Regions from separate parts of the Homo sapiens genome. Here region 2 is linked to region 1. A link is a loop called in an ENCODE intact Hi-C map of the cell type or tissue named here. Cell type or tissue: endothelial cell of umbilical vein. All regions are shown on one strand. Links, peaks and the distances in the headings refer to the core of each region. The heading gives the core; the rest is flanking DNA.

The links. Hi-C counts contacts between places; a loop is a spot of excess contacts. Peaks named below come from ENCODE experiments on the same cell type or tissue, not always from the same donor. Only the 100,000 strongest peaks of a DNase experiment are listed, where the experiment ranks them.
Region 2: a loop joins it to region 1, with 3 times the contacts of the local background. A loop is called at or near these places in 3 of 110 quality-filtered maps.

The regions. Positions count from the first base shown.
Region 1 is chr1:60,276,519-60,284,901 of GRCh38, forward strand. LOC105378761 (a long non-coding RNA gene) reads right to left here and starts at 577. Exons shown (of 3, transcript XR_947431.2): 1 at 197-577. It overlaps LOC107985379 (a long non-coding RNA gene), which reads left to right and starts at 3,945. Exons shown (of 4, transcript XR_001738093.1): 1 at 3,945-4,100; 2 at 5,302-5,467. In endothelial cell of umbilical vein, for the core only: a CTCF peak has its summit at 5,001; DNase peaks (open chromatin) are centred at 3,933 and 5,023; H3K27ac peaks cover 2,304 bases.
Region 2 is chr1:60,420,201-60,428,583 of GRCh38, forward strand. No RefSeq gene overlaps it. Among named protein-coding and RNA genes, the nearest start is that of LINC01748, 200 kb to the right of the region's middle. In endothelial cell of umbilical vein, for the core only: a CTCF peak has its summit at 5,514; a DNase peak (open chromatin) is centred at 3,421; H3K27ac peaks cover 468 bases.

The sequences.
Region 1 (8,383 bases), core at 252-8,251:
TGCATCCAGTGAGGTTTCAGGAAGGGAGGGCTAATACGAGGTATGTATATTGACACCCCTACAGTTTGCATAGCTCTCTGACCATACATCCCTCCCCTACTGAGTTCAAATAAAGTTTCAAAATCATTTTCTCAATGTTTTTGCTCTAGGTAGTCACTACCAATCTATCAGAGTTGGCTCTCAAGTTGAAACTTACTTGTCATTCCAGATTCATAATCAGACTGTGACAAAGAGTCTCTCTGGCATGGCTTCTGATGTCTTTTTTAAATTAATTAATGCTTGGAATGTTGAAGTCAGCTAGAGGAAATATCAAGAACAGGAAGATTTCACACATTCATTCCAAAAACTTTCAGAAATTCATATAATTAAATGCATACGATGACCAAAGCACTTGGTGTCTACGAGTTTCCTTGTAGCTACTGAGCTGCATCTACAAGCTTCCTCAGTTCTCTGTGAGTTTTCATGACAACTCCTGCTATCTATAGCTATCTGCATCTGTCTTTCTAATATATAGGGGGGAAAGTCACTCTTAATAGCTTAGTCTTTGAGACTACATTTTGTATATCGTAAATTTTGTATATTGACTTTATGTTACATATGTTTAGGCTCGTTAACATTTATTTTTAGGCATTTCATATTGTTGATGTTATTGTAATTGTATCATTTTTATTTTAATTTTCATTATTTGTGGCTAGTGCATTAGTCAGTTTGGGCTATCATAATAAGATACCATACACTACGTGGCTTAAATAATGGAAATTTATTTACTCACAGTTCTGGAAGGTAGAAGTCCAAAATCAAGGTGCTAGCAGGATTAGTGTCTGGTGAGGCTTTTTTTTTTCCTGGCTTAAAGATGGCCACCTTCTCACTGTGTCCTCATGTGGCCTTTCCTCAGTGTACTCATGAGGGGGAGGGGAAGAGATATCCCTCCGGTATCTCTTCCTCTTCTTATAAGGACACCTGTTCTATTGGAGTAAGGCCAATTATGACCTCACTTAAACTTTATTACCCCAAGCACCCCTTTCTCCAAATACAGCCACATTGAAGGCCAGGGTTTCAACATATGAGTTTTAAGGGGACGGAATTCAATCCATAACAGCTGGTATACAAAAATAAAATTACTTCTTATATGCAGTAGTTCTCCTTTCCTCATAGGTTTGCTTTCCTCAGTTTCAGTTAGCTGTGGTCAACCTTGGTCTGAAAATAGGTGCATATAGTAACAATAGGATAGTTAGAGAGAGAGAGGGTCACATTCACATGACTTTTATTACAGTATATTACAATATATTGGCATAATTGTTCTATTTTATTATTAATTATTGCTGTTAATCTTTTACTCTGCACAATTCACTAAATTTCATCGTATGTATGTTTAGGAAAATATATTAGGCAGGGCACGGTGGCTCAAGCCTGTGATCCCAGCACTTTAGGAGGCCGAGATAGGTGGATCACCTGAGGTCAGGAGTTCGAGACCAGCCTGGCCAACATGACGAAACCACGTCTCTACTAAAAATACAAAAATTAGCCTGGCATGGTGGCAGGTGCCTGTAATCCCAGCTACTCAGGAGGCTGAGGCTGGAGAATCACTTGAATCCAGGAGGAGGAGTTTGGAATAAGCCAAGATCACACCACTGCACTCCAGCCTAGGAGACAGAGCGAAACTCCGTCTCAAAAAAAAAAAAAAAAAGGAAAAATATGTTGTATATTTAGGGTTTGGTACTATTCATGATTGTAGGCATCCACTTGGGGTTTTGAAACTTATCCCCTGCAAATAGGAGGAAACTATTGTTTCTGACTTGATATGAAGCCTTGCTAAACACGCATATTAGTTTTAGTAGCATTTTTGTAGATTACTTAGAATTTTTTACTTAGACCACTTTTTGATGGGGTTGTTTGTTTTTTTCTTGTAAATTTGTTTGAGTTCATTGTAGATTCTGGATATTAGCCCTTTGTCAGATGAGTAGGTTGCGAAAATTTTCTCCCATGTTGTAGGTTGCCTGTTCACTCTGATGGTAGTTTCTTTTGCTGTGCAGAAGCTCTTGAGTTTAATTAGATCCCATTTGTCAATTTTGGCTTTTGTTGCCATTGCTTTTGGTGTTTTGGACATGAAGTCCTTGCCCACGCAGACACTTCTCAAAAGAAGACATTTATGCAGCCAAAAAACACATGAAGAAATGCTCATCATCACTGGCCATCAGAGAAATGCAAATCAAAACCACTATGAGATATCATCTCACACCAGTTAGAATGGCAATCATTAAAAAGTCAGGAAACAACAGGTGCTGGAGAGGATGTGGAGAAATAGGAACACTTTTACACTGTTGGTGGGACTGTAAACTAGTTCAACCATTGTGGAAGTCAGTGTGGCGATTCCTCAGGGATCTAGAACTAGAAATACCATTTGACCCAGCCATCCCATTACTGGGTATATACCCAAAGGACTATAAATCATGCTGCTATAAAGACACATGCACACGTATGTTTATTGCGGCACTATTCATAATAGCAAAGACTTGGAACCAACCCAAATGTCCAACAATGATAGACTGGATTAAGAAAATGTGGCACATATACACCATGGAATACTATGCAGCCATAAAAAACGATGAGTTCATGTCCTTTGTAGGGACATGGATGAAATTGGAAACCATCATTCTCAGTAAACTATCGCAAGAACAAAAAACCAAACACCGCATATTCTCACTCATAGGTGGGAATTGAACAATGAGATCACATGGACACAGGAAGGGGAATATCACACTCTGGGGACTGTGGTGGGGTCGGGGGAGGGGGGAGGGATAGCATTGGGAGATATACCTAATGCTAGATGACACGTTAGTGGGTGCAGCGCACCAGCGTGGCACATGTATACATATGTAACTAACCTGCACAATGTGCACATGTACCCTAAAACTTAGAGTATAATAAAAAAAAAAAATTTTAAAAAAAAAAAAAAGAATTTTTTACTTAGACAACCAGGCTGTCTGCAAATAGAGTTTTGCTTCTTTCTCTTCAATCTGAATGGGTTTCATTTCTTGTCCGACCTTCTTGCATTGGCTAATACCTTCATAGGACATTGAAGTGGTGAGATTGGACAGCCTTACACTTGAGCTTAAGAAAAAAGGCTTCAGTTTTTCCCCACCAATTGTGATGTTAGCAGAAGGTTTTTCAAGATGCCCTTAATCAGGTTGAAGTTGAGGAAAATCCCATTGATTATTAGTATGCCAGGAATTGTTAATAAGCTCCTTGAAGACACTTTGTCTCTTTCTCTTCATAATAATTGCACCAAGCAATCTCTTGCACATAGTAGGCATTCAATAAATAATTATGAATTATATTGAGAGGAAATTGATGAAATTTCATCAATTCTTTTGAAGAATCTAAAAGGGAAATATATTTTTGAAAAAACAAAGTCTGGACACATGACTCAACACATAGTCATTTTTTGCCTCATGATGAAAAGAATGCTTTATTTCTGTAATTTTTATTTGGTGCAGAGCTAGATATACAAGATTTGTGTGTGTATGTGTGTGTGTGTGAGAGAGAGAGAGAGATTGTCTTGTAAATGTAATTGCACTAAATGAATTGCATAAAGACTATTGCATTCTAGAAATGCAAAATAATATCAACAGACTGAATGAAACAATGGTATCAAAGACCACAATATATAACTTACCTATTTATAATCCAGTCCATCATATAATAATAACCTACATATAACCATCCGTATTTAATCTGGTCCTTTTAGAATTTTGAAATGCTCTCTAGAATTGCCTTTTTTTCTACTTCAATGAGAAATATGTGTGATTTGTTCAGCTGCTGTCTCTCTGCCATCCCCACCCCCAGCACTGTGCAACACAGCCCCTTCTCTCAGCTGGCAAGCACAGGCCCCAGATGCCAAGCTGTGGAAGATATTTATCTGCTGCATCTGGTTCCTTAGCAGATTCGACAGGCCTCTGTGCTGGCAGCTTCAGAAATGCCTTTGGGCTTGTCACATGTTGAAAACTCCCAACTGGCTGTCTGAATTGGCAACCATGCTTTGGCTCACTGGAGAGAAGAGAGAAATGGTGCTTTTTGTCCATCTACTGATAACCTCTCATGTAAGTGATCGTTGGCTTCTGATCTGAAAAAGTACGTTCCCAAAGGGCAGTGCAGACTTTGGGGCTTAATTTCATCCTCCTGATACAAACTCACAAGTAGTATATGACTGAGTTTTGTTTCCTTGGCCAGAGAGGAAATCCCTAGCAATTTGGACCTCAGCATGTCTATCCTGAAATTAAATTCAGAAAGCGTCAGCATTTTAGAATTGGCATTTTAAAATTAAGAGTCAGCTAATCCATCCCCTTTATTTATCTGATGAAGAAACTCAGGCTCTGAAAGGCGAAGGGATTTGGCCAGGGTACACAGCAAGCAGGACAAAGGACGAGATTCACCCTGGGTGAATACTGGGAGTGGGGAAATACGAAAGCAAAAAGGAGCAGGTATTTCTGTTTGGAGAAGCTGTGGAGAAGGAACCCTTTGGAGACTGCATGGCAGGCTGTAGCAGAGCAGCGAGCCTGCAGACAGGGACACTTATGCCCTAAGGCTGATGCTGCCACATCCAAGCTAAGTGACCTTATGTAAGTGACCTAACCTCTAGGCCTGAGTTCCAACACCTGAAAACAAGAAGGAGTTAACCATAGTTCCTAATTTATTTGATTGTTGTGAGGATGAAATTAGATCACGCATAATGTACCTTACAAGGCTATGCTCATTTTTTTCAGTAAATGTTTATTGAGAGCTTACCATGTGGTAGACATTATTCAAAAGACTTGATAAATAATGATTCTCAATCATTTGGGACATGAAATCAGTAAATGAGGGCAGACCTGTAAAACCAGGACAAGAGAGTGAATTTCCGGAGTGGTTTCCTGTCGAGAGGCACGCAGACAGCGAGTGTGTTCTTACACATACACACAATGCATCTACGGCCGCAGCATTTGTTCTAATTCCCTGAGCTGCAGTGAGCTCTGGATTCCAGCAGGGGACATCCATAGCCCAGACAAGGGAAACTGGGGCCAGCTCAGCCTTAGAGGTGATGAATGAAAATGATAAATCACTCAGACATGAGCCTGAGACTGGCCTGTTCTGATACTCATTCCATAAAGACGAAAGTTCTGGAAGGGATGACCCTCACAGGCTTCGTTAGCTCTGAGTTTGTAGAATGTCAATGAATTTCAAGTTCTCTTAATCCTGAATTTGCAAGCTGAGGTCCCGTGGAGTTTTGTCCATGTTAAAGGGACATAATTCCTTTCTCCCCAGGGCAGATCAAAGGAACCAGGTTTTGATGACTTACAGCTCACACAAGGTCATCCTGGGAAAACAGATCCTGAGAAGTACTGCAGAGCTTGTGAAGTACTGCACTGGCTGGTGTCTGGATTCTAGAGTTTATGATCTGCTCCAAAGCCAGAGAGGTGATGACTAGAAGGTAGATATGAATTGGGGACAGTGGTGTGCTGATAAATATTTAACAACCAGCTCCCTGGGGGAAAAATATGTGCATATGTACATGTACATAAGTTTATTATACATTTCACTCATATACAGGACAAGTAGCACACAATTTACATGTTATATATATAAAATATACAATAATCTTTATTATAAATTCCATATAGCTAATTGATTCTCATAGAATACATTAGTTAATTTCTGTTGAACTCTTGTATTCATGGCCAAGCTATTATTGCAATCCAACCATTATTTGACAATATCAGCCTGCAAATAAACGTTTAAATACTGTCTGGTTCAGCAAAAATGTCTCTTACTTCACTGATCAACAAGTGTGATTGTGAAATGAATGGTGCTTGATATTTTCATTTATGTTAACTGGGAGCAAAAAAGTGAATGGACAAAGGCATATATTAAAACTTCACTTGTTTGTTAATGGTATTAGCCGAATCTTTGTTAAATTCACTAATAGTGTTAAATCCACTAATACTGAAAAATATTTCCTGTTATTTATGTTGTTTATGACTCAATAGTCACAGACAGAATACAGCATTATTAACCTATCAAGTCTAGCGAAATCATCAAAACAATACATCAAGCCCTGACTTACAGCATTTGCCAATTTTCATGGTATAAATATTTCCACCATGGTTGATTTCAAAATCAAGGTAATGTCATTGAACACGAAATTGAAAAGAGATTCATAGTAGTATATCATTACATAACGTTTCTACCATATGCTTAAAATAGACATAACCTCAAAAACTTAATAAAATATAGTAAATTAATTATGAAGTTATGGATTTTAAAATGTTTTCATTGTTACATATTTGTATATACTTATGGGGTACATGTGTAGAAAGTGATGGATTTTATTTACTTTCTTATTCACAAAACCTAGAGAATAATCAATCTTATTTTAAAAATATCTACCTTACATAGTGTTTAAAACACAGTAACATTTGTTGCATAATAATTATAATTATAAAGGAGGGGAAAAAAACAAGAGCCAGGTGAGCATCTAAAAAACAACTTTATCTAAAATGTTAAAAAAATTATGGAGAAATTATCATATACAAGTCACTGTCCTAAAACCTTTATATGAATTAAATTATATAATCATCACATTGATTATAAGGGGCATATATTATTTCCCCCAGATGAGAGTCTCTATCTAACAGATTAGAATATAAGTCTCAGCGGAGTAAAGTGACTTGCTCAAGTACATCCAGCTAGCAAACAGTAAGGCCAGGATAAGAAAACAATCTGACTTTAAGGATTGTGCAACAAACAAGATATCAGCAGTTAACAAAATGTTGGTCTGGAAAAATAAAATAAAATAGCAATTGGTCTGGGAGGAAGCCTGAACTTGAAAGTGACATCTACCCTTGGTTCTGCTGTATGAATTTGAACAAATCATATCACTTATCTGAACTTGCTACATAAATAAAGCTGGATTTTTGTGAGTCTATGAAATGTACCCTATTCCATTTTAAAGCTGTGATGCTAGGGGCAGAATGGATTGCTAAAGAAGATGGTGTGATCTGGCTGCTAGTAACATCACAAATAACAACAGCTCATATGATGGAATGATATTTGGAATTAACCACTGTGTCCAATTCTTATTTACCATATCTCCCTTGGTAGGGTAAATAAGAATTACCATTCTTCCTGTATTCCTCATCCCAAAGCAAGTTTTTAGATCAGAAGCAGAGTACCATATGAGAAATTTTTTGTTGTTCAATTTAAAGATCTATGGTCAAGGTGTTAGGAGCAAGAGATCTGTTCCTTCCCTTGACTATCTGAAGGTTCCACAGTAAAGCTGATAATCAGGCAGGCATAGAGTCTACAAAGGGAGAATGCTGACTCATTGGGAGCAAATGTCCTGCAGCTGCTGGTGCCAGGGAGCAGCACAAGGCCATGGAAGGCCTTTCTGGGATAGCAGATTTTCTGTTTGAGAAAGCACGGTACATCGCTTGGAAAATTAGGTGATCCTTCTCACTGTAGCCTGATAAGGATGACCTGCTGACTATATCTAGATCATTGCCCATTGCCCAGCAACATGTCAGTTCCCTGTCTCTCCGTCCCATGGAGAGTTTTCCACCCATTTTCAATGGTCCAGAGCACTGTTAAGCCTCTGGAATCTGTTGTGGGGCCCTGGACATAGAAGGATGAGTCAACTTGCTAGGGCAAAGGAGAACTGGACCAGAGAAACTGAAGCTCTATTAGGAGCTCAGACACCAGTGGGACACATCTCCCACCCTCCTCTTATCTAGCACTCTGTGCACTCATATTATACACATCCCTTGAGATGTATTTGATCCCATTGGGACTCTGGACATACCTCTATCACAGCACTTTTTACTTTGTGTGCTTTCTTCCCATAGAATGTGGGCTACTTCAGAGAACTATTTGTGTCTTACTTCATGTTGTATCTGTAGAACTCAGTATAGCAACTAGAATAAAGAAGGTGCTGAAAGAAAATAACAAAACTGTAGAATGAATGAATAAACTCTAAGGGGAAGGAAGTATTAATAGGATACTCGGTTAACAGATGAGGAAATTGAAGCACAAAGAAGATGTGAATTGCCCCACAGTGGCTAATTTGAGTCAAAGAATGTCCAGAATCTCAAATATATGATTCCCTTTCCAATACTCATTTTTTTGACACACTGTTAACTCAGTGAGTTGAGGTCAGTTAAATCATTCTAATTTATACTCTTATTTTTACTTCACAAGTTTCTCAATTCTGAAGTATGGCAGAATTTGACAAGTTTTTTTTTTAATGATAAGGCTGAAACCATAATTTTTAGGCAAGAATTCTGGAAACCAGAGGGAGAAAGCTATTCAACAAAGATGAATAAAAAGATTTAAATAGTTGTTTTTTGCTTTG
Region 2 (8,383 bases), core at 267-8,266, 140 kb after region 1:
TTCTGGCCAGAAGCATGAGAAGATCAATAGCCACCACTCTTTTCTAGTATTCCCTAATCCAAATTATAGTCTATCGAACTATCTAAAGTCTCTTCTTGCAGTACAGGAGTAAGAAAAAAACTAATGTGGTCAAGATGGAGCACAGACTCTAACCCCTTTCACTAAGGGTACAGAGCTGAGGATGGAGAGTCTTTCTGCACATCAGTGTTTGGGTAACTAGTCATGGTAGGCCAGCTGCTGATGGAAGCGACTTCAACTCTGTGTCTCAGCAGCAGGAAGGTGGGGCTCTACCACACAGACATTAGGGACCCAGGATTCTTCTAATTTGTGTCTTGGTCATCCTTAGGGCCTCAGAGTCCCTCTAACAGGGAAGTTGCCATGTGAAAGCCATACCTATTGTTAACTGCCTCACTCCAGGTGTGACATAGATCTCTGCCACTGTCATTTCATTGGTGAGGATTTGTCTCAAGACAACACTGAGAGGCAAGAGTGGTGCACATATAATATAGCTAAATGCCAGAATAAAAATAAATAAGATTTGGTGAATATATAGCATTTTCTCTGACACTCTAACTGATTCATAGTGGATCACAATTTTTATCTCATTATTCAAAATATTTATTCTTCTTTGTCAGTATAGAGTGGAAAGACATGCTCTCAACATTGTAGGGGATGGTATTTCTTTATTGGCACTAGAATCTTTCCTGAAAGAGCTATGGTTAAGTGAAGTGTTTCCAACATGCTTATTTTTGTAATGAATAATCCAAGTTTAGGACAGGTAAACTAATGGCTTCCCAAAGATGTCCACATTCTAATCTCCAGAACCTTTGAATTTGATACTTTACATGGAAAAAGGGACTTTGCAGATGGGATTAAATTAAGGATCTTGAGATGCAAAGATTAGCCCGGAATTATTCAGGTGGGCCCAATATAAGGGCAAGGTGAGGTGCCTTATAGGTGAAAGAGGGTGGCAGGAGAGTTAGAGTCAGAGAAGGAGACATGATGACAGAGCAGAGATCAGAGTGATGTGATATGAGAAAGACTCCACTGGACATTAATTACTTTGAAGATGAACAAATTTTAAAAAGGCAAGGAAATAGGCCAGCCCAGTTATGCTGATACATGATTTTAGCCCAGGAAAACCCAGAGGTCACCCAGTGACCTTGACAACAGTAAGATAATATATTTGTGTTGTGTTAAGCCAAGTCTGTGGTCATTTGTTACAGCAATAATATGAAAATAATACAGAGGGAAAGGACCAAAATCAGTAATAGCTAATATTTATTGAGTGTACACTGTGTTCCAAGCATTGTTCCAAGCCTTACAATTGTTAACACATTTAATCCTTTAATACTATTTTTAGTCCCATGAGGCAATGAGAAAATGGGTACAGAGAGGCTAAGAAACTTTCCCAAAGTCACACAACTAGTAAGTAAAAGAGCTACAATATTTATCCACCACTAGGATCATATCATTAAAGAAAAGTTTGATATGATAGATTAACTAAAACACATACACATCAGACACACACACAGGCACTGCAATATTTTGCAACTCCTTCCTTCAAAAACCCATGAGCTGAGATTGCTAATATTATTTTCAGCAAATCTATAAAACTGAAAGCTAATCTACACTGTTTGGAATCTATTTTTCCAACCAACCCTTATATCTGGGCTTGTTCATGTGATTTGTTTTGTCCAATAGAACAGCAGCAACATAATAAAAGCAGAAGCTTTAAAAAGAGCTTGCACACTGGAGTTTGCCCTCTCTTGTTTTTGGAACCCAGTCACCACGGAGAGAAAAAGCCAGAGCTGCCTATCAGATGTTAGAAATACGTGGTTCAGTTGCCCCATCACCTGATCCAAACTCCAAATAGGTGACTGAAGCCATCTTAGACCAACAAGCCTCAATCAGCCCTCTGACTATACCACATGAGTGAGTCTAGATAGGACATGCAGAAGAACCATCCAGCTGAGCCCAGACCAAATGGCCAGCAGAATAAAATCATGACAACAAATAATGTAGCAAAAACTAATTCAAAAACATGGGCCATTGAGAAGTTATAACACTTTGGAAATATATTCAACATCTCAGGCCTTTTTAGCTAACTCTTGCTGACTCCTAACGAATTAGTATTGGGGTTGGTGATTGAATTAATTCGCTACCTTCCAAATCTCTTTATAGGTTTTCTGAAAATAAAAGTAGCAATCTCAACCACTGTGCTCTTAAATAAAAGGAAAGGTACTACTTTTAACCAAAATCATAACTGGCATAATAGGAATATCTGTAAAAAAATTTAAAATACCTATTTAGCATTAACAACATGCAGTTTTATTAAAATGCTTAGCACTTTTGTCTATGAAGATCTTAATGTCTTTTTGCCATAGTCCTCCAGTTTTGAGTTTAATATCTTTAACAAACAGAAACTCTATTTTATTTTTTGAAGAAAAAAAAGTTCAGACATAACTTAGGACATTATAAAGCAGTTTTTTAAAAAAACACAGAAAAGTTTTCTAGGAGTAAGTACTATGGAAGAATTACAGGACCCCAACAGAAAAGGCCCATAATTGTTGCTGCCACATCAATGCAATTTACTATAGTGCATTTTTGACCCAAAGCCAGTCCATCACCATACCCCAGATTTTTAAATGTTTAAGATGAAAACTTACGATTCCAGAAACCACACCATTGCAGTTCTTTAACAGACTCTATTCCATTATTCAAAGTAGTTTATATGATCCTAGAGTCACCAGAAAATCTTATAACTTGCCTCTGGTTCCACTAGGGAAATTATGCTTCCCTATTTTTCCACAACCTTCTAAAGCAACTGTACAAAAATCAAATTGTTTTTCTAGAAGTCACCAATAACGTTTCACATTTTAAGCAACACAAAAAAAGAAGCCTGGGTTCCAGCTCACACAGTGATTTATGACTAACCCCTTCTGAGCAATTCCTATTTATACATTCATTTGTCGTGTCCTCGGGTGCTATATTTTTGGCAGCATCACTGGACACAATATAGAGGGTCCCAATTTTCCCCCTGAATCTTAAGAAAACACTTGGCAGAAGTGAAATGATACTGCCTTTTAATTTTCTTGTAGAAATCTGCGGTTTGTGTAACATGACTCAGTCTAGTTCTGATTAATGGGGATGCATTTTGTTCCCTGCAATAGCCAAGTCCACAGGTATTAAAAGCTCTCACAATCCAAATATTGGAATTAAATGCAAAGCCCTGAGCTCAGAATTTACTGCTCTAAGGAAGAGATTACAAAGGAATTTGAAATAAATCCAGTGGTAAATTTAAGGAAGTTCCTGAGCTATTGTTTCCTCCTGCAATGGATGCCTGCGACCCTGGCTTGATAAACTGCTTGGATAAGAACTGGCCCCAAAGTAACCTTTGTACTAGCAGTGATGTAAGGAATGACTCCCTGTAACTAAGGGAGTATCACATATGAATTTGGGGGCCGATATACAAGATAGGATTATCCTGTTAAGACTGTCAATAGTGAGGTCATGCCTGATGTCAGTCACCCTCAGACAGGAAGGCTGAACACAGAAACCATTCCTCTCAAAGCATCACTCTGACCACATTAGTATGGCTGCTCAAATTGTGATAGCTATTTGATGCCTATGAAAATAAGTTAAAAGACCTTAGCTGGACGTTAAAGTATCCTCCAACATTTAAATTCTCAAACCCCATTTTCAGGCATTACGTTTCCTTTTTGTGATCTGACTTCTTATCCTTTCCTTCCCCCTGCCATTGTTCATCATGTTTTCCCTTACTGGAAATAGCATCTTTTAGGTTTCAAGGCTCTCCAGTGCTACTTCCTCATTGTTATGATCCTCTTGCCCTCAGCTAGAAGTGACGTCTTTATCCTTTTAAATGCTAGCATTTTCTGCACTTTTTAAAAATAAGTTTTATTGTGTATATTTAAGTTACACAACATAAGATACATACATATAGTAAAATGGCTACTATAGTGAACCAAATTAACATATTCTTTATCTCACATAGTTACCCATTCCCCCCGCCATTGTCCCATGGCAAGAGCACCTATAAGCTACTCATTTAGCAAAAATACTAAATATAATACACTATTATTAACTATAGTCCCTCATGCTTTACACTAGATCTTTTGATTTGTTCATCTTACATAGTTGATACATTGTATCCTTTGACCTACATCTTCCCTTTTCTCCCCTGCCATCCCAACCATGGTAATCATTGTTTTATTCACTATCTCTATATATAAGACATATTTTTATTTCACGTATAAGTGAGATCATGCAATATTTGTTCCTTTTTCTATGTCTGGCTAATTTTACTTAGCATGTCTTTCAGATCCTTCTGTGTTGCATCAAGTGGAAGGATCTCCTTTTTTAAGGCTGAATAATATTCCATTGTATATCTATACCACAGTTTCTGCATCCTTTCACCCATCAATGGACATCTAGATTCTTTCCACATCTTAGCTATTGTGAATAATTCTGGAATGAACATGGGAGTGAAGATACCTTTATGAGGTGGCAGTTTCACTTATTTTGGGTACGTACCTTAAAGACATATTACAGGGTCACATCGTAGTTCAATTTTGTATTTCTTTAGGAACTTCCATATTGTTTGTCTTTGTGGCTGCACTAGTCTGCATTTCCATCAACAGTGTACAAGGGTTGCCTTTCTCCACACCCTTGTCAACATTTGCTGTCTCTTGTCCTTTTGATAATAGCTACCCTAACAGGTGTGAGGTGGTATATCAGAGCAGTTTTGATTTGTGTTTCCCTGAAGACTAATGATGTTGAGCACATTTTCATGTACTTATCGATTATTTCTATGTCATATTTGGAGAAATGCCTATTAAAGTCACTTGGCCATTTTTTAATTGGCGGCTTTTGTTATTAAATTATGAGTTCTTTATAAATCTTGGATATTAACCTGTTATCTGATACATAGTTTGCAAATTTTTTTTACAATCTACAGGTTGCCTTTTTATTTTGTGGCTTGCTTTCCTTGATGGGCAGATGATTTTTTATTTGATATGGTCTCATTTACTTATTTTTGCTATTGCAGCCTGAGCTTTTGGTGCAATAGCCAAGAAATCATTGCCAAGGCCAATGTCAAGGACCTTTTTCCCTGTTTTTTCCCCTCTATTTTTTATTTTTATTGAGTCAAGATTTTACTCTTTTACCCAAGCTGCAGTGTAGTGGTGTGATCACAACTCACTGTAGCCTCCACCTCCAAGTATCAAGAAATCCTCCTGTCTCAGCCCCCAAAAGTGCTGGTATTATAGGCATGAGTCACTGTGCCTAGCTTCTTCTAGTAGTTTTATAACTTCAGTACTTATATGTATTTCTTTCATCCATTTTGAATTAATATTTGTGTGTGGTATAAGGGTCAAATTTCATTTATTTTGCATAGGGAAACCCAGTTATTCCAGCATCACTTATACAGCTATGTGGAATCCAGAAAACTCTCTCAGCTGGGTCTAGTGCCTGTGAGGACTATAGGAGCCCCTAGTGGTGAGAACTGTAGGTATCTAAAGTAGTGATGGAGGCTGCTGAGTGCTATCGTCTACCTTTTCCTCACAGACAGAAGTCCCTCCTGGTTCCAAGGTGATCCTATCTGGGGAATGGGTTAGGGAAGGTGAGTTGTTTCCTTCCATCCTCTAGGTAGTCATCCTGGGTTTCTGTTCTCTACAGGATTTATGCTACTCCTTTGATGTACTCCAGTGCTCTCCTTTAGCTATTTTCCTTAAAAACGTTTGTTTATTTATTTCTTTGGCTGTCTGTGTGAGAGGGACAAGCACTAGGAGCTTCTTTCTAGTTGGCCATCTTGCTAATGTTCTCAAATGTTCTACACTGTGATAGGACTTCTGTATTACATTGCTTATATTGCCATAACAAAATACCATAGACTGCATGGCTTAAACAAGAGAAATTAATTTTCTTATAGTTTTGGAGGCTAGAAGTTCAGAATCAAGGTTCCAACTGATTCAGTATCAGGTGGAGTCTCTCTTCCAGGCTTGTTGATGGCCATCTTCTTGCTACGTCCTCACATGGCCTTTCCTTGGTGGGAGCAAGCAGGTGGAAGGAGCTCTTTCATGTTTCTTTTTATAAGATCTTTAATCCTACAGGATCAGGGCTCTATCATGTGGCTTCATTTGACCTTAAATACTCCCTTAGAGGCCCTATCTCCAACCAAATATAGCTACTCTGGGGGCTAGAGCATCAACATGAATTTTGAGGAGACACATTTTGTCCATAATAAATTCTTTTTTTTTTTTTTTCTTTTTGAGACAGAATCTCACTCTGTCACCCAGGCTGGAGAGCAGTGGTACAATCTCAGCTCACTGCAACTTCTGCCTCCCAGGTACAAGTGATTCTCATGCCTCAGCCACCCGAGTAGCTGAGATTACAGGCCTGCCCCACCATACCTGGCTAATTTTTGTAATTTTTAGTATAGAGAGATTTTGCCATGTTGGCCAGGCAGATCTCAAACTCCTGACTTCGGCCTCCCAAACTGCTGGGATTATAAGTGTGAGTCACTATGCCTGGCCTCCTATTAATGATTTATTTAATTCATTCAACAATATTTATTAACAACACTGTGCCACTCTACTAGGCACTGGAAATAGAAAGAAGACTAAAGAATAGTGTTTGATCTTAATGATTCAAAAACTGGTAGAGGAGACAGGAATATAAAATAATACATTATTACAGCAAAAGGTAATTAGCATGATCAGTCACTATAGGGATGTAATCTTACCTCCCCATTTGAGACTTAAGCTCTTTGGGCTAAGTGTAAAACATGTCACCTGAGAGAAGATGAGTAGAGATTTCAGTCCCTGACTCTTGATGAGATGTTTACCTCTACGGAAACTCAAATGTTGTCTCCAAGGAATATATACCTATATAAAGGACATTCCAGAAAAATGCTCCCTTTTTCTTACTAGCCCTGTCCTCGGCTAGAGTCCCTATGTGGTTCTGTACCAGGCAATGCTGAGTTAAATAACTGAGGCCCTTTTATATCATTTTATATCACACCTCACCCCACCCCATCCCATATCTAATGTGGAACTTATCTAAACTACTCATTCCAGGCATTCTTCTGACTGGGAAACTCCTTATTACATTTGGCCTTCCAAAGGCAAGGCAGTTCCCAAGATGCCACTTGCAGACCTAATCTTAGCGTGACCTTAGTCTGAGGGAGTACAGGGTGAGTCACAAAGTAGATCCAAGTTTAACCATGCATCTTCCTGAAAGTACACTACTCTCTATGGTGGCTCCATTGTGCATACTTTAAAAAATCTGGCTGGGCACGGTGGCTCATGCCTGTAATCCCAGCACTCTGGGAGGCCGAGGCAGGTGGATCATCTGAGGTCAGAAGTTCGAGACCAGCCTGGCCAATATGGTGAAACCCAGTTTCTGCTAAAAATACAAAAATTAGCTGGGTGTGGTGGTGTGCACCTGTAGTTCCAGCTGCTCGGGAGGCTGAGGCAGGAGAATCACTTGAACCTGGGAGGTGGAGGTTGCAGTGAGCCAAGATAGAGCCATTGCACTCCAGCCTGGGTGACAAAAGAGAAACTCCGTCTCCAAAGAAAAAAAAAATCTGTTTTGTCCTTGAACTGGAACAGAGTTCTCCTTTCCTGAGCAGTAGGGGGTAAAAGAGAGCTACAGACATTGAGATCTCCCTAGAGACAGAGTGAGTGACTCACATCAAGGCCTATCACTGATTTATCTCCACATGTATCACAATACTTAGCCCAGCACCTGGTCCACAGTAGGTGCTCAGACAGTGCTTATTAACTGACTAAGAGAAGCAATTACTGTCGTATTCCCTGCCAATGACCTTATTTACTTTTCTTAGATATGGGCATAAACAAACCATGTAATTTAATGTCTGTAATTGCACTTGACAATCACTGAACTAATCTCTCACACATTCTTACTCCATCTGAGTATCATATACATAACTGGATTAAAACATCATCTGTAATGCACAGTAACTGTAGGGCTCCCGGAAGACTTCTTCAGACAAGATACCTGCTGCTTTACTGCCCACATTCAGCAATAGCCCAGATTGCCGAAACTAGCTATGCAGACTTCTCATCAACAAGCTTGTTGTAGCAACTACTCCTTCAGCACATAAGCATCTCGGAATGGAGTGTTGATCATATTGCATAACACTTGCCAGAGAAGGATCAGTGCATCAGAAAAGTGAAAAGGACAGACTGTCCTGATCTCTATCTTAACCTCCGAGCTAATTGGCAAGCAGATTTCCACTAAATTTATCCATCTCTCAACAATTTATGGAGGTAGTTTTGTATGCTAAGGCCTGGATTAAGATCTTTCTCCAACATCTTGTTGTTAAAAATTACAAACATAA